5 separate regions of the Homo sapiens genome follow, and all the other regions are linked to region 1. A link is a contact called in ENCODE Hi-C or POLR2A ChIA-PET data. All regions are on one chromosome and are shown on one strand. Each heading gives the region's core, a stretch centred on a gene start or an enhancer-like site at or near the end of the contact. The rest is flanking DNA. Distances are from core to core; before and after follow the strand shown.

Region 1 (3,002 bases), core at 43-2,542:
AAAGAAAAACAATCCAGTACCTAGCCCAGTGTGCTATGGTGAGACGATTACATGAAATATGTGTGCTTCACATGCAGTAAGCACTCAGTAACATGCATATGTGTTTCGCAGTCTATAATCCAAAATATTGTTTTTCTAAATGTGCAGACTGATACAAGGGGTACACTACAAATGTGCATGCCACATATTCACATATTCATCCATTCTAAAAGTATTTATTGAGTACCTACTATGTTCCAGGCATTGTTCTGGGTGCTTGGGATGTATCAGTCAACAAAACAAAGATTCCTGCCTTTGGGAGACTCAACATTTATGCCCTTCTTGGAGTGGGGCAGCACAGTAACTTTGGGTCTTAAAGACAACACACAAGTGCCTTTTGCAAACTCTGGTCACTACACTCAGGTCACCGTTATCAGAGGGGGTGAGGTCGGGGGAAAAATCCCATAGTAAAGACTACCAAAGTCACTGATGCCTAACTTTGGGGTACAGTATATGTTTAGCTGAAGCACTCAAGGTTTGCTTAAGCTTTGTTTGTTTTGTTTTGTTTTAACAAGTCTGCTTCTCCAGAGTTGTAACTAGTGATTTTTTAACGAGTCACCTCAACTGGTGAAGGTGGTCTCAGAGTATGTGACAGGGAGCAGGGGGAAATCCACTGGAGCTGCGAAGTGCCCTGGAAGATCATTCTTCCACGCCTAACGTAATTTACTGTATCAGTAATTGCAGTAACTCGCCTTTGGGAGAGAGAAAGGAAAAGGTAGGCAATTTAGGTGAACAAAAGCTCTGGATGAATTATGAAGGCTCTGGACTCCAGAGACCACCGTATTCAAGCGCAAGTTTTCAGACTCACCTGCCAGGATGCATTTGGCTGCCAGCTTCACCATGGTAACCAACACTCCCGCGAGCCGTACCCAGAGGACAAGAGCGGCTGCTAGAGACGCGAGTGGGTGGGCTTCGGGCCCTGGGCTGGCCTGGGACGGGAAGGTGGGGAGGGGAGGGCTGATCTCAAGGGTCAGTGGCCGCGACGGGACTGGGGATGACCGAGCCCGGCCCTTCTGGGCCGGGGGCGGATATCGGGCGCTGGGGGCGGGTGGGCAGGGGAGGGCTCCAGGTGGGCCCGGCTCGAGGCCTGACACGGCAGTCTGAAAAGGTGCAAGCGAGCGGACACGGCCTGTGCTCCCCGCCCAGCCCCTCAGCACAGCCCTACCCAGAGGGTTCAAGGAAGGACGATCCGGCTCTCCTCCGATCACAAGTACCGGGCCGGATGCACTCTCCAAGCAACCATAGCCCACCTGCCCCGCCTCCTCCTCCTCCTCGCTGACCCTCGATTGGTTGCCGCCAAAAGCTCCCACCCTCAAGGTCTCACAAAAATCCAATGGGAGTAGAGAGCTGGGATAACAGCCTTTTCTTGAGATGCAATTCGTAGAGTTATCAGTTCTTCAAGTTCAGTCTGCTTGACGAGTGGTTGTAATTGACGTCAACCAGCTTTATATCCCGCCCCCGCTGCGCCTGAGAGTCCCGAGATAAAGAAGCCTCCACGTCAAGCAGTCAGAAGCGGTGACAAGAGAAGCTTTCTGATTGGTCAGAGTCTGGCTTGACCCATCTTCGGGAGGAATAGGGATTCGCCACTCCCGCTGTCCTTCTAGAAGTGGGTTCGCCTACAATGGGGCAGGTTGGGCTCTAGGCGGTCTGGAGCGGCGCCTGCGCAGTGGGCCAGGCCGCCGCTGTAGAGGTCGTTTTGACTTGCTCTGACTTCGCGCGGTTCTCGCGGCTTCCCCGGTTCCCGGGTTCTGCACAGCGCGGCTATTAAAGTGCATGGAGAAGTGCAGTCCTTGCCCCGCATCCCGCAGGGAAATCTCATTTTAAAAGCTCAAAGATGTAATGAGCGTTAAAATCTAAAATATGAAGGTGTTTTATTAAAGTGATGTTTGTGAACAAAGGGAGAACAAATACACTTTGATGGGGCTAAGCGGTGAGACTCGGAAACTTGAAGTCGTACTTTGCTCTTAGTCCATTTACTCTCTGCAAAAGGAGAATGCATCACTAACCTCGTTTGCCCGTCACCCAGGGAGGCTCTCTGTACGCGTTTACTGGGTTGGGGGTGCCTCTTGCACGTGGTTAGGGGGTCAGAGACCTAAATCCCTGGCCTGGACAAGTCACCTCATCCCTCAGCCTCAGGATGGGCCTAGGAGAACCCGCCTTGTGGGGTGGTTGTGGAGATGGAAGGAGAGAAACGTATGAGTGCCTGGGAGATAGTAGGTGCACACGTGATTGTGGGGTGGATGGGAGAGCGGAAGCTTATCTGGACAGATTTGGTTTATCATCACTGTCACTGGTTGGCCGAATGTACCCCTTGTTCTCACTTTCTCAGGGCCCCTGGGATTCTGATGGCTGATGCTGAAGGGAAGAGCAGCCCCTCAGCAAAGGTGCCTGTGCGAAAGTTCCACATTCCCTCCAGACACCTAGAACATTCCACCTCTCCGCCACTCTGCATCTCAGAGTGGCTGCCAGCCTTGTGTGGGGGAATAAACACACACACTCTATGAATGGCTGATGGTTTCAGCCCCGAATCCAGAGTAAATGCAAGTTGTCTGAGATGTTCTTTCCTTGGGATTCATTCCTGGCGCTACGGTAAAGGTCTGTTTCTCCTTCATTTCTCGTAACTGCTTTTCTTCTTTGGTGACATCACGTGAGTCTGTCTCAGACATCCAGGTCTGAGTGAGCAAAAAGCCTCTTTCTGGTCTTCTGCCTTCCTCTTGCCGGCTCCCCTCCAGGCCAACCTGTTCACCATGAGTGACCCTGTTAATCCCTTAAAGGACCCCATTTGGTGAGTCACCCTCCCGAGGCAGCTCCACGTAGCTAAGACACAGACACACATCAGGGCAGCCTCCGAAGCCTTGGTTCCTTCATTTTGCGAGGTGGGTAATGACAGAGCCGGAGCATAGCCATCTTGGACAAGCACTGCCATTTTAAAGTTCTCCTTGATCAAAAACGGCCTAAATTCA
Region 2 (3,292 bases), core at 69-2,568, 300 kb after region 1:
GGAGGAGAAGAAGAAGAAAAGATGAAGAGGAAGAAAGGAGAAAGAGAATGAGGAGAAGGAGGAGGAGAAGAAGAAGGAGGAGGAGGAAGAGGAGAAGGAGAAGAAGAAGAAAGAGGAGGAGGAGAAGGAAGAGAAGGAGAAGAAGGAGAAGAGGAAGGGAGAAGAAGGGAAAAGGAGAATAAGGAAGAAGAAAGAAGAAAGAGAAAGAAGAGGAAGAAGGAGAAGGAGAAGGAGAAAAAGAGAAAGAAAGAAAGAAAAAGAAAGAAAGAAAGAAAGAAAGAAAGAAAGAAAGAAAGAAAGAGAAAGAGAGAAAGAAAGAAAAGCCCCGAAAACACCACTGGACTACCCTACCCCCCATCATAGACTCTAGCCCTGGCCTGGCCCCTTGGCCCATCTGAGTTTTCTGTTTCTGCTGCAGAACTCTCTGGGGGAGGGTGCACATTCTCTGGCTCTCCAGTGCCTCCCGTCCAACAAGTGCTCCCCTCTAGCCCTCTCCAAGAAGCACCAGAAGCCTGACTGCTGCGATGCCTGCCAGTTCATCTTGGCTACAAAGTACTGAGTGTCTGAAGGCACATTTTTGCACCGTGTGGCCTGCCTTGCTTCCTCACCTCTCTGGATATGGGGAATATTTCCTTCTTGCCTCATCCAGGAGGTAGACAGGGACCCTGTCAGGATGTACTGCCTGGAGGGATAGATGCATGGATGGATGGATGGATGGATGGAAGGGTGGGGAGAACACAAGAAGGAAGAAGGAAAGAAGGGTGCGTGGGTGGATGAATGCACACCCCCGTGCCCTTACCTACAGACAGATTAAAGGGGAAGGAGGGTCACAGAAGGCAAGTGCTGAAGAGGGGAGGAGAGCAGCACCTGGCATTGCCAGAGCTCTAGACCTGGGGCTGCAGAGCTGAATTGGCAGCCTGGCTTTGCCCCAGGAACAAGCTGTGTGACCTTGGGTCACCCTCAGCAAGCTTTAGTTTTCACATTTGTAAAACAGGGGTGATCGTATCTCCCTTGTGGCATGGTTTAAGGCATGCATAGGAAATGACTTCTTTGAAGCACTTGCTGACGTCAGGCTGTGAGCTCATGGAGGAAGCAGCTTGCACTCTCCTGCACGGCCAGCCCAGCTCAGGTCAGCCACACTGAAGTTCCTACTAAGTGTCTGTGGCTGCCGCCTGTGCTGGCCACTAGCGCTCCGGAGAACACAAGGGCCACCCCATAGCCAGGCCAGGCCGGGTCGGGGGTGGCTCCAGCTGGCCTAGGGAACCCATGGTTCTGCCTGTCCCCACTGGCTGGGAGTGAGTGGAAATGGTGGGGCGAATCACAAGAGAAGTGATGTCACAGGAGAGGAAGCTGGCAGGAGGCAGGTTCCCGGAAAGGGGGAAGCCCGTGCTTCGGTGGCAGCCCGTGAGAGTGGCTTCTGCGAAATGGAGCAGCCATGGCCAGATCTCACGGGCCAAGTCCCTCTACCACCCCCAGGCCACTCAAGGGCCTGAGGCCTCAGCTGGGCTCAAGTGGGCACCGGGAGAAGCTAGGTAGAAAGCAGGCAGGTCAGGGGTGAAGGAGGCACCACAGTCTCAGAGGAGTCAGGTGAAGTGCCTAAGGATGCTTAGTCCATGGGGGGCCCACCAGGCCAGCCTTTCCTCATCACTACGCTGGCACTTGAGGGTTAAGATACCCTCTCCCCTGACCCGCCCTCTCCATCAATGGGCATTCTGGGCCAAAGGGCTGTACCTCCCCCTCCCTAAAGTGCCTTGTCTGAAAATCTGCTCTTCCCTAGACCTCTCATGTCTTTGCCACCCACACAAGCAGATTTCCAACAAATGCTCATTCTAAGAATTTCTCAGCATCTACATGGGATGATCACTATCGCCCATGATCATAACTAGAGGGCACAGTGGCCCAGTGCGGATGGTTTGCAGGCGCCACCTCTGCCTTCCCTTCCACATTCATTCACACAGGAGGAGTCTGCGGGGAGGGGACAAGAGTCTGCCCCTGGGGACCCTGGACCCTTAATGAAAGTCTGAGAAGAAAGGGCTGGGACTTCCCAGGCCGCTCTGGAACTGGTGGGACAGCCACAGAAACTGTCGATCCCCCCACCCAGATGCCAGTGGGTTGGCTGGGGATGCCTTGGCTGAGGGAGTCACCAGCTGGCATGGGCCGCTAGAGGCTCAGAGGGAAGAATCGCACACGTGGACCACACACACATGCACGTACACGTGCACAGACATGCATGGATGTACGCACGCACACAGACATGCATCTGTGCACCCACGTGCACTCCAGATCAGGCTGCCTGGCCTTAACTCTGGCTCAAAGAGCTGGGTGACTTTGTGCAAATTACTTCATCTCTCTGTGTCTTGGGTGTCTCACTGGTCTGTGAAGGCAGTACAGGCACCTGCTTCCTCGCTGGGTTGTTGAGGCTGAAAGAGCCAGCACCATAAACCCCTCAGCTTGTGCCTGCCCAGAGCAGAGTGAGAGCCGGTGATGAACGCAGGTTTGTTGCACTTGACCTAAGCCCGCGTGTGCAATGTTCTCCACGCGTTGTCTCACTTAGTCTTCCCAGGGTGGGGGTCTCTTTCACGCCCTTTTTTCAGATGAGTTACCTGAGGTTGGGAGATGTAAGTCCTCGCCCAGGTAGGAAGCAGAGGAGACAGGTGCTGAGCCCTGGCCTGTCTGGCTTCGACACTTAAGCGCTTTCCACCTCACCAGCCTGACTTGGAATGGCGTTTGGCCAGGAATTAATAAACACAACTTGTATGGGAGACAATAGCTTCCTGATGGGTAAGCAATCAAAGATTGGGGCCCTGGGCTGGCCTGAACCCCTCGTTTCACAGACAAGGAAGGGGGTGCATCTAGGGATCCATGCAAACCCTGATGCCAGCCCCTGCTGAGCACTTCCACCCCCGTGTGGCGAGGGAGGACTGAACAGAGAGAGGGGGAGCTATGGGGGCACAGGGAGCTGTCAGGCCTCATCCTCACCACCCAGCCACCGCTTGGCTACACCCTGAAGCCCATCTCCACCACTGAAAGGCAGAAAAGACAGGGACAAGAGGCCAAGTCCTTAGCCCTCGCTGGTCCCAGTTTCCCCACCTGTACCATAGGTTGGGTGCTAGGACCAGTTCAGCCCACACATTCTATAGCTCAGTGGTGCTCAGACTCTGGCGAGATCCCTCCACCCTGTTGGAAGCTGTCCTAGTGCCTCAAATTCACCATCAAGGCATCATTCCTTTGGATTAGGGAAAAGACTCTCCCATCCGTGTTCCACACTCTCTCTGTCATTACCCAAGGGTAG
Region 3 (3,207 bases), core at 272-2,771, 510 kb after region 1:
TTGGGTGGGACTCCGCTTGATGGTTCTTCTTCTGGTGTCCCCTGGCCTCACTGATGAGGCAGCAACCAGGGGACAGCCAAGACAGCCCAGCCTATCTCCTTGTGGTCCTCCGTCTTCCAACAGGCTAGCCCAGGCTTGTTCTCATGGTAGCCAGGCAGGGGGCTGAGAGCAAGAGCAGGAGCTGCAAGGCCTTTTAAAGCTCAGCCTCGAACATCACGGCACATCATTTCTGCCACGTGCTATTGGTCAAAGAGATGCCCAAGGCCAGCTCAGCTTCCAAGGAAGGAGAAATGGACTTCGCCCCTTGACAGCAGAAGCGGCGGCATAGTGAAAAGGAGGTGAACTTGTAGCTAGCTTTCACATCGGCCGTGATCTCTTCCATGTTCCCTTCATTCATTCATTCATTCATTCATTTGTTCATTCATTCCACACTTGCACACCCTCTATGTCCCCAGCATTTTACCACACACCAGAACACAAAAGGTAACCTTGCCCTCATGGGGCCTGGAGAGTAATGGGGAAACAGATGAATAACTCTGCATGTGTCCTGAAGTTATAGGGAATTCACATTTAATTTATACCTGTTTCTTTACAGCAAAGCTTTTTGCAGAAAGGATTTGAACCAACCTGCCAGAAAAGGCACAAGGAATAACATGATACATTTTAACCAAAGAAGATAATTAAAATCAAAGGAGAAAGTGTTTATTGAGCACCTACTATGTCCCAAGCATCTCCGACACATCCTCTCACTCCATGGTTTCCATATCCCCGAGTTAGTGTTATTCCCCTTTCAGAGATAAGCAAAGCGAGGCTGACTAGCCCTAGCTGAGAGTCAAACAGCTGAGTCAGGCCCCAAAGTTCACATGACATCATAGAATAGCTGTCGATGAGCTTTGGATTTGACGATGAGTTTCCCAGCAGCCTGGGGGAGAAGGAAAGTGGAACATATTACCCGATTGTTCACTAGACAAGAAAAAGCCAGATATTTCTTTGAAGGGAAGCAAAGCCCTTCCTAGCAGTGAATTCATTTGTCTCTTCTCAAGTGGGAGTTGGAAGAGAGCTTGTGGGGTGGAACACAGGGGGCCCTGCTAGGACTGTCCAAGTTGGGCGCTCCTATGGCATATATGTGAGGAGGCTGCCACGTGAATGCCCATGGTCCCCTGGAAAATGTTCGTCCTCAGTGAACATCGCCCTCGGTGTCTGTGCATGTGTACGTGTGTATGTGCATATGTGTCTGTGTGTTTCTTTCTGTCTCACTGTCTTTCTCTTTTTTATCTGGCCCTCCCCTCACTTCATCTGTTTGTTTGTTTGTTTGTTTGTTTGTTTCCACCTCTGTCCCTCCCTGGCAAAAGTCCCTGCTGCTCAAAACTCTGCCAGTTTTTAGGAAGTGCTGTTTTGTCAAAAGCCTGCACACGAGACCCCCGTGGGCCAGGACTGACTTCCTCCCCACACAGGGCTGGGCGGGGCAAGCAGGAAGGAGCCTGTTACAGTCAAGGTGACGCATCCTTGCCGGGCCAGCCCGAACAGCAGCTGGGTCGGCAAGCGACAGGAGCACGGGTCATCTTTTCCCCAGAGGCGTCGGAATGGACCTGTGCCACCCAGGTAAGCAACTGCCGTCAACCTCTCTGGGCCTCAGGGTGCTCTCTTTTAGAATGGGACAGCAGCCCCTGCCTCACAGGGTCCTAGATAAAGGAATACAGCGCAGGTGGGAAATGCAGCTGCAAGAAGCAAACATTTGTGGGCTCAGCCTGTGTGTCCAGTTGCGTTCTAGGGGCTGGACACACAGCAGTAGCAAAGCAGACGCTGTTTCCCCCTTCATAGGCTTGTGCTCTAGATGAGGAGACCGGCAGTGACTCTAATGTGATTCCATATGTCAGTTGATGGCAGGTAGGATGAAGAACAGTAAAGCAGGGTAAGGAAGACAGGAATGCATGGTGGAAAAGGCCCCAAGAGGAGATGCTGTCTGATGAGGGACCTGAGGAAGATGTCAGCTAAGGGGCTTTCTAAGGAACAAACATTCCAGCCAGAAGGAACAGCCAGTCCAAAGGCTCAGAGGTGGACTCAGAAAAGTGACTTGCGATTAAGATGATGATGGGATGTTGGTGATGGCGATGCTTGTCTGGGTGATACAAGGGCCTTGAGGCCCCTTTTTGGCCCCCGGGGGTTGGGGTGGTCTTTGGGGAGGCTGAGGACGCTGCCTAGAGCCAGGGGAGGGCCAGGAGTGAGCAACAGAGGCTCTGGTTGAAACCCTCCCCAGCTACTAAGACAATGTGTCTGGGGAGAAAGAGGAGAAAGGAGGCTGCAAAGATGGTGAGGAAAAGAACATCAGGGTCGTGTTTTGGGAGGCAAATTGAAGGCCCGGTAGAGGGGCCAAGTTTCTGCACCCTGGATGTCAGCATGCTCCAGAGCTGCAACAGTTCTGGTGAACACGGCTGCTGGAATTCCAGAACCTAAGGGCTCGTGGGAGCTGTCTGCTCCCCAGGTCCAGATGACCTCAGCCTTGTCCAGGAGCACCCTTGCTTCAAACGCACCTAATGTGGAGCAGCCTGGCCCCGCCCACTGGGCATCCCCCTTCCTCCCCACCCCCAGATGGAAGCCTCGGGCCCCAGGGAACCCAGAGAACCACTGATCCATTTCAACAGCCCCCCCAGTGGCAGAAGGGAGAAAAGAGGCCAAGGGAGGAAAACAGCCTCTCTAAGGCAGGAGCAGGACCAAATCCTGTTCCCTGAATCCCTATCCAGGGCTCACTCTGACCCCTGCCTCTCCCATGGGCTTTGGGGGCTCCCAAAATCACAGCTCAGTGAGCACAGCTTGGGGGCACCTGGTTGGCACAGGGAGACCCAGCGAAGGGCAGCACCTGGCTCAGGCCTCTCAGCAGACATGAGGGTGGGATGAGGGGGGGAGGGCACCCACCGAGATGCAACCCCCCTGCCTGTGTGTCCAGCAGGGCGCTTTGTCCTTTCGGGTCCTAACATACTGAGGTTACAGGGATGGCTGTCTCCATGTTGCAGATAAGGAAACTGAGGCTCCCAGAGGTGAACTAGAGACGGGGACTGACTTGCTTGAGGTCACACGGCCAGTCAGCAGCAGAGCAGGGACGAGAACCTGCGGGAGAGAGCCCCAGGTTGGCCGGGGCTATGGAGAGGGCAGGGGAGGGGAGTCTCTGCTTTGCTTCAGCCGGTACTAGGGAGGAAATGGATTAAATGG
Region 4 (3,095 bases), core at 158-2,657, 390 kb before region 1:
GTCCGACGGCAGCGGGCGAATGAGGAAGTCGGCCGCGGAGGCGGAAACCGGGCCGGGTGCAAGGTCTGCAGCGGGACGGTCCGACTCTGACTCAGGAGGACGCCCTGACAGCTGCCAAACGGTGCCCGCTGCCCGTTACCTCCGTGCCTCAGACGCCAGAAACTTCCACGGGAGCGGCTGCCCCGGGCTCCCAACCCGTGAGGCTGCGTCCCAGGGGCCGCGGCTCCCGGAAGGGGTTAAAAAGTTTGCCCGAGTCGGGCCTGGGCGAGGCGAGGGCGGGGCGCGTGCCCCAGCGGCTGGGGGAGGTCGGCTCCAGTGCCCAGTCCTGAGACCGCGCCGGGGGACACGGGGGGCGCCGGGGAGCGCCGGGTCCCGAGGCCGCCCCTGCACCCCTAGGCCTCGCTGCTGCCGGCGCCCTCCCCGAGCGCCCGCGTGGGGGTCCCGGTCCCCCTGGGAAGGATGCGGTGCCGGGCCCTGAGCCGCCGGCGTTCGCCCCCGCCCGCGCGGGTGGCGGGCCGCACTGAGCCCAAGAACCACCAGTCGGCCTGGCGGCAGCGCGTCTCGCCCCCGCCCGCCCGCCGCCGCCTGCCCGGGGCGGGACCGCGGTGGGGCTCGCTCACCTGAACCTGGATCTGCCCCGGGAACAGGCGCTGCTTCTCCCGAGAGGACTTTCTCGAGCGCTCGGGCGGCGGCCGGGTGGGGCGAGCGCACGAGGCGGGAGCTGCAGCAGGTCAGCCTTGCTTAGCCTTCCGTGCCCTGCCCAGGAACCGCGGTGATCTGCGCGCCTCACCGCACCCAGCTCGGCTCCTCGCCGCCTTCCCGCCCCGCCCTCGGAGCCGCGGGACCATTCCCAGCCGGGAGCCGGCTCCGGGGCGGAGCCTGGGGCACAATCCCGCCCCCTTCCTGCTACACCCACTGCAGGCCGCGCCTGGCCTTGATGGGCAGACGTATTGGCCTGTGGAAAGGGGGTGGGCGGAGCCTCTGCGGCCAGATGGGTGGGGATTCAACATCCTCTTTCCGCCCCACCTCCACCCGCTCCACCTTCCCCCGCGCTTCCTAGGCGGGAGCCCCGCCCTCTAGGGCGGGTCCAACGGACAGCCAGGTTCTAGGACAAGGATTGACACAGGGGGAATCCAATCAGGAGGCGGCGACTCGGGGCGCGGAGAGCTCCGGGCCGGGGTTTTGGTGCCTTGCCTGGGCCGGGGCGAGGCCCTGCGGGAGCCGACTGGGAAGGTCTGGAACTCTGACACCCCGCCCCGCGAGCTGTGCTCTCAGTCTCATGTCATCCCACCACAAGGACAGATATTAAGTACCATATATGGGAAAAATGCTATTTTACATAATTATGATCCCTGTGGGGGCGGGCATGGACTCAGCCCTGGATTCCATTGTGAGCGTCTTGAGTTCGATTCCTGACCCTGCCTCTTTAGGATCCGCACGTTGCTGCCTTTCAGCCTCCAAACCTTCGCTCTGGCCGTTCTCTCCACCTGGAATACCCTTCCGAGCCTCTCTTCACCTCCATGTCATTAACTCGCATACATCCTTTCAGGTACTTGTTACAAATTGCACTTTTTTTTTGTTACTGTCCACTACAAGAGGATAAAAAATGTTTTCATTTTTAAATGAAAAATCTTTTGATCCATTTGGAATTTATTTTTGGGGTAAGGAAGAAACCTAAGATAATTTTTGTAATAGCCACTTGTCCAAACACTGTTTTCTCCACTGATTTTAGTTGGCACCTTCATCGCCTATAGAACTATTATACTTGAAGCTGTTTCTGACTTGTATACATTGATCTCTCTGTGTGCACCTGTGCCAATCCCACCATGCTTTAATGAAGATACCTTTATAATACATTCTATATCTATGAGGGCAAATTTCTCATCATTACTCTTTCTTACTGGAATGTGCTTGCTATCATGACTATTCTTCCAAATTAACTTCAGAAAAAAGCTATGTTCTAAAGGCAAAAGAAAGCTGGGAAAAAAAGATTTTGCAACTCTGTGACAAATTACTATCAGCAATATATAAAGATCTCTTCCCAGTTGATAAGAAAAACCTCGGCCGGGCGCGTGGCTCATGCCTGTAATCCCAACATTTTGGGAGGCCGAGGCGGGCGGATCACCTGAGGTTGGGAGTTCAAGGGCAGCCTGACCAACGTGGAGAAACCCCGTCTCTACTAAAAATACAAAATAATTAGCCGGGCATGGTGGCCCATGCTTGTAATCCCAGTTACTCAGGAGGCTGAGGCAGGAGAATCGCTTGAACCCGGGAGGCGGAGGTTGCAGTGAGCAGAGATCGTACCACTGCACTCTAGCCTGGGCAACAAGAGCATAACTCCGCCTCAAAAAAAAAAAAAACAAAGAAAAAGAAAAAGAAAAACCTCAAAGACTCCAAAATAAAAATGGCCAAAAACAGGAACAGGTGATTTTAAAGAAGAATTATAAATGGCCAATAATTATTTTTAAAAAGCCATAAGAAATGCAAACAAAACAACATAAAATGCCATTTTCACCTAATTAAAAAAAAAATGCTCAATATTGGTCAGGTTTATAGATACAGATGAGAAAGTAAATTGATCAATTCTATCTGAGAATTCATCTTAAAAGACATTAGAAAAGTACACAGATATGAACTTTAAAGTTCTTTGCAGCCGGGCGCGGTGGCTCACGCCTGTAATCCCAGCACTTTGGGAGGCCGAGGCGGGCGGATCACGAGGTCAGGAGATCGAGACCATCCCGGCTAAAACGGTGAAACCCCGTCTCTACTAAAACTACAAAAAATAGCCGGGCGTAGTGGCGGGCGCCTGTAGTCCCAGCTACTTGGGAGGCTGAGGCAGGAGAATGGCGTGAACCCGAGAGGCGGAGCTTACAGTGAGCCGAGATCCCGCCACTGCACTCCAGCCTGGGCGACAGAGCGAGACTCCGTCTCAAAAAAAAAAAAAAAAAAAAAAAAAAAAAAGTTCTTTGCAACATTGTTTATAGTCACTAAATGTTAGAAATAAATGTACAATATATTACAAGATTGAATACATTGTGATATAGTCATATGTCGAAAAGTACAAAAAAAGTCATTAAAATTTTTATGTAGATTTG
Region 5 (3,307 bases), core at 196-2,695, 350 kb after region 1:
AAACCATCATCCCCCAAGACCTACCCAGGTGCTTGAGGGAGATGAGCTGTCAGGATTAGGAGGTTGGAAAGGGCAGGGAGGTGGCAGGAGACACCAAGCCTGCAGGTGTCCAGCTCATCCCCTGCCCCAAACAGCCATCACCAACACAGCAACAGAGTATCCAAAAGGCCAGCCAGCAAGTCAGCAGCTTCCACATCTCTGGCCCCTGGCTGCCCTGGTCACAGCCCTGTCTCTGTCTGTCTCTCCCACGGCTAGCTCTTCTCTCCTAAGTACTTTACATTAACTTACTTCTTTTTTTGTAACAGGGCCTCACTCTGTTGCCCAGGCTGGAGTGCAGTGGCACGATCAATGCTCACTGCAGCCTCAATCTCCTATGCTCAAGGGATCTTCCCACCTCGGCCTCCCTAGTAGCTAGGACTACACGTATGTACCACCATGCCCGGCTAATTTTCTGTATATATTTTTTGTAGACACAGGGTCTCACCATGTTAGCCAGGCTGGTCTTGGACTCCTGGGCTCAAGGGATCCTCCCACCTGGACCTCCCTAAGTGCTGGATTACAGGTGCAAGCCACAGCACCCTGCCACATTCAATTATTTCTTTCATCCTCACAACAGTCCTGGTATTGTCCCCTTTTACAGATGAGAAAACTGAGGCACGGAGAAGCTTAGGTATTTGTCCAAAGTCACAGCTGATAGGCAGCAGGGCCAGTACTTAACCCAGGCTGCGGGGCTCCAGAGTGAGGGGGCCAGTACTTAACCCGGCTGCGGGGCTCCAGAGTGAGGGGGCCAGTACTTAACCCGGCTGCGGGGCTCCAGAGTTAAGGCTATAACCACTATGCCACACTGCCCCAAGGTGTCCACAAAGGCTGAAAGTGTAGAATGAAGGGGGCTTTGCTCGCTGCTGGATCCCCAACACCGTGACTTGCAGGTACTAGGCCCTCCTAAATGTCTGTTGAATGAATAAATGAATGAATGAACAATTCCTTCCTCTTCTAAGAACCATCCTCAAGCAGCTATCCAAAACTACCTGAACTCTGGCTCAGCCTCTCTTGCTAAAGCCCCGCACGGCATTCCACAATTCCTCCCCAGGTTAGAAGACTCCACCAGAGTGTTCACTGGCACCATTTCCTGATCAAGGCTTGTGCTCACAGGACCGGGTTGATTTTCTTCCACACCGAAGGAGGGCTGTGATCAGCTGGTCTACTTGTATGTGTCCTCCAGAGTCACTCCCTCCCAGACAAGGTTGGAGACTCTTTGTGGACAGAGCAGTAGCCGGCCTCCTCTCTGTGGCCAGTGCCCAGCATGAGGCCAGGTAAATAGAGGAATGGGAGATGAGACATTGTCTGCCAGCTCTGCTCCTCCCTCCGTCTGCATCCTGGCTTCCTGGAATCGTAGACTGGGCACTCCCCCCTCCACTACCCGACCTGCGTCTCTCACCACTCAGCGCTTCCTGCCTCACTTTCTGCCAGGCTCTGTGATGGGAGCCTCGAGTGTGTCATAGCCCTGGTGGTGGAAAATGTCTCTAAGCAAGTCAGCCTAGGGGATGTCCCAGGCCTGTCACAGGTGCTGGTGGTGAGCTCAAATTTAATCAACACTCCCTCCCCCACTACCAAACGCACTGTGTGGCCCGGGACACGGCACCGCCATCCCCTCAGGGCCTCTGGGCCTCTACTGAGGAACAAGACTTAGAACCTCTGTCATTCCTATCTTGGTAGGTCACTGTGTGTTTGTGTGGGATACCAGGGGTGCACACCCTTTAGAAGCTGTAAGAAGCTGTGCCATGTGGGTGCTAAATATTGCCTGGGTTCAACTTGCTCCACTACATTCTAGCTGTGTGATCATGGGTAAGTCACTTGGCCACTCTGAGCCATAGGCTCAGCTATAAAATGGGCTAAGAATAGTACCTCCCTCATGGCATTTGCTTAAGGATCCAGTGAGTTAAGGATGCTTCCAGAGAGTGGAAGGATCAATGTGCTTATAACAGAGTCTGACGCATCTAAGTGCTCAATACATGCAGTTCTCGAAGACTTTGAAGGACCGAGAACATTCCACAGTGGCTCTCACAGATCCTTGACCCCAAAGCTGTCCCTCCCCCACTGCCTGTTGATAAAGCCCAAATTGTCAAATAGTGGCTGCTAATCTGCAAGAACAATTCCTCTCTCTTCCAAGCACCATCCTCAATCAACTATAACCAAAACTAGCTGAGTTCCAGTTGAGCCCCCTTGCTAAAGCTCCACCCAACATTCCACCCTCCTTCCCCAATTAGAAGGTCCTTTCAGAGTCTTCTTGTGCCTGGCTTTTCTGACTAAAGTCTTGAGCTAACGGGGCTCTACCTGATGTTCTTCCAAAGCTATTAGTATCACCCTTAGATCCCCAGAATCTAGCCCAGGCTCTGACCCACGGCACAACAGTTGGTTATAACAGAGGTAGCTCAGGAGGGGGACAGTAGGAGGAAGTAATCTACTCTACTTGGGGGCAAATCAGAGGGCCTGCCAGAAGCAGAGATGCTTGAGTGGGGTTCTGAGGGATGCATAGGAACCTGAGGGTAGATAGCTTGGGTGGCAGGGCAGGGCTACTTCAAACCCAGGGATCAGCAGGTGCCAAGCAAATGAGTCAGTTGCAATCCCTACTCTCATCCCCACCCCCCAACCCCAGCGTGAACTCTTGATGTAAAATACATGTAGCCCAGGCCTTAAGCCATATTCCATGTGGCACCTGGAACCACAGAATGTCAGGGCTAGGAGAGCACTTAGAAATCATCCAATCTGCCTGCCCAATTCACAGATGGGGCAACTGAGGCATAAGAGCAGATGGGACCTCCCCAAAGTCCCCCAAGCCATGGACGATCACATTAAGGACCTCAGCCATTATCCTGAAAATGACAGTGGGTCACTGGAGGTTTAGCAAGGATGTGGTGTGGCCAGATACGACCTTTAGCCAGATCAGCCTGGCAGGGCTCAGAGGTGGAAGGATCAGAGGGGCAGGCGGCTGTGGGGACAGGCAGACCGAGGAGGAGGCTGAGCAGGCATACGAGTGAGAGGTGATGGCGTCAGGTCTGTGGCACGGAGGTCACCAGGGTGGGGGTGGGAGAAGCCAGTGAAATGCTGGCCCAGAGGGACACTGGACCAGCTTGGAGGGTGGAGGCAGTAGGAGGGGCTCAGCAGTTACGGAGGAGGAGGAGGTAAGACCACCTCGGCCTGACCAACCAGCATCGCCCTCAGCCTTCTCTCCTGGCCACCGTTCAGCCCCATCTACCTGCCAAACTATCAAAGGGCTTTGCTTTTTCTCCCACAATCACACTAATGG

Evidence for each region. A loop is a pair of places that touch in the nucleus more often than their neighbours do. ChIA-PET counts read pairs that join two places held with the same protein, here RNA polymerase II (POLR2A). Pooled maps may share reads with other maps.
Region 2: a pooled map shows a loop between it and region 1 (5-fold over the local background). The contact joins the enhancer-like site here to the promoter of IFT27 in region 1. A Hi-C loop is called at or near these places in 1 of 168 maps with a recorded cell type or tissue (PC-9) and 7 of 50 pooled maps. POLR2A ChIA-PET finds 5 or more read pairs at or near these places in 2 of 52 experiments (CD4-positive, alpha-beta T cell and CD4-positive, alpha-beta memory T cell).
Region 3: a loop to region 1 is called in a pooled map, with 3 times the contacts of the local background. The contact joins the promoter of CYTH4 here to the promoter of IFT27 in region 1. A Hi-C loop is called at or near these places in 5 of 50 pooled maps.
Region 4: a loop to region 1 is called in a pooled map, with 11 times the contacts of the local background. The contact joins the promoter of MYH9-DT here to the promoter of IFT27 in region 1. A Hi-C loop is called at or near these places in 3 of 37 single-sample maps with no recorded cell type and 10 of 50 pooled maps. POLR2A ChIA-PET finds 5 or more read pairs at or near these places in 4 of 52 experiments (BJ, CD4-positive, alpha-beta memory T cell, MCF 10A and 1 more).
Region 5: a loop to region 1 is called in a map of CD8-positive, alpha-beta T cell, with 8 times the contacts of the local background. The contact joins the enhancer-like site here to the promoter of IFT27 in region 1. A Hi-C loop is called at or near these places in 1 of 168 maps with a recorded cell type or tissue (CD8-positive, alpha-beta T cell), 1 of 37 single-sample maps with no recorded cell type and 10 of 50 pooled maps. POLR2A ChIA-PET finds 5 or more read pairs at or near these places in 5 of 52 experiments (CD4-positive, alpha-beta T cell, OCI-LY7, activated CD8-positive, alpha-beta T cell and 1 more).

The regions. Positions count from the first base shown.
Region 1 is chr22:36,774,827-36,777,828 of GRCh38, forward strand. It overlaps IFT27 (intraflagellar transport 27), which reads right to left and starts at 1,293. Exons shown (of 7, transcript NM_001177701.3): 1 at 848-1,293. The coding sequence starts at 881. RefSeq lists silencers at 855-914, 1,045-1,094 and enhancers at 993-1,556, 1,335-1,594, 2,122-2,685.
Region 2 is chr22:37,078,718-37,082,009 of GRCh38, forward strand. All of the region lies in intron 10 of TMPRSS6 (transmembrane serine protease 6), which reads right to left. Among named protein-coding and RNA genes, the nearest start is that of KCTD17, 29 kb to the left of the region's middle. RefSeq lists an enhancer at 1,664-2,644. Within about 2 kb of position 1,319, at least 5 of the 41 ENCODE cell types and tissues checked have a DNase peak (open chromatin) inside an H3K27ac peak, as active enhancers do; they include CD4-positive, alpha-beta T cell, where a contact is called at or near this core.
Region 3 is chr22:37,280,987-37,284,193 of GRCh38, forward strand. It overlaps CYTH4 (cytohesin 4), which reads left to right and starts at 1,522. Exons shown (of 13, transcript NM_013385.5): 1 at 1,522-1,602. The coding sequence starts at 1,584. RefSeq lists enhancers at 1,281-1,330, 2,877-2,926.
Region 4 is chr22:36,387,187-36,390,281 of GRCh38, forward strand. MYH9-DT (MYH9 divergent transcript) reads left to right here and starts at 1,408. Exons shown (of 3, transcript NR_183573.1): 1 at 1,408-1,549. It overlaps MYH9 (myosin heavy chain 9), which reads right to left and starts at 781. Exons shown (of 41, transcript NM_002473.6): 1 at 621-781. RefSeq lists silencers at 1-34, 315-394, 425-1,004 and an enhancer at 798-1,092.
Region 5 is chr22:37,120,891-37,124,197 of GRCh38, forward strand. No RefSeq gene overlaps it. Among named protein-coding and RNA genes, the nearest start is that of TMPRSS6, 13 kb to the left of the region's middle. Within about 2 kb of position 1,446, at least 6 of the 41 ENCODE cell types and tissues checked have a DNase peak (open chromatin) inside an H3K27ac peak, as active enhancers do; they include CD4-positive, alpha-beta T cell and CD8-positive, alpha-beta T cell, where a contact is called at or near this core.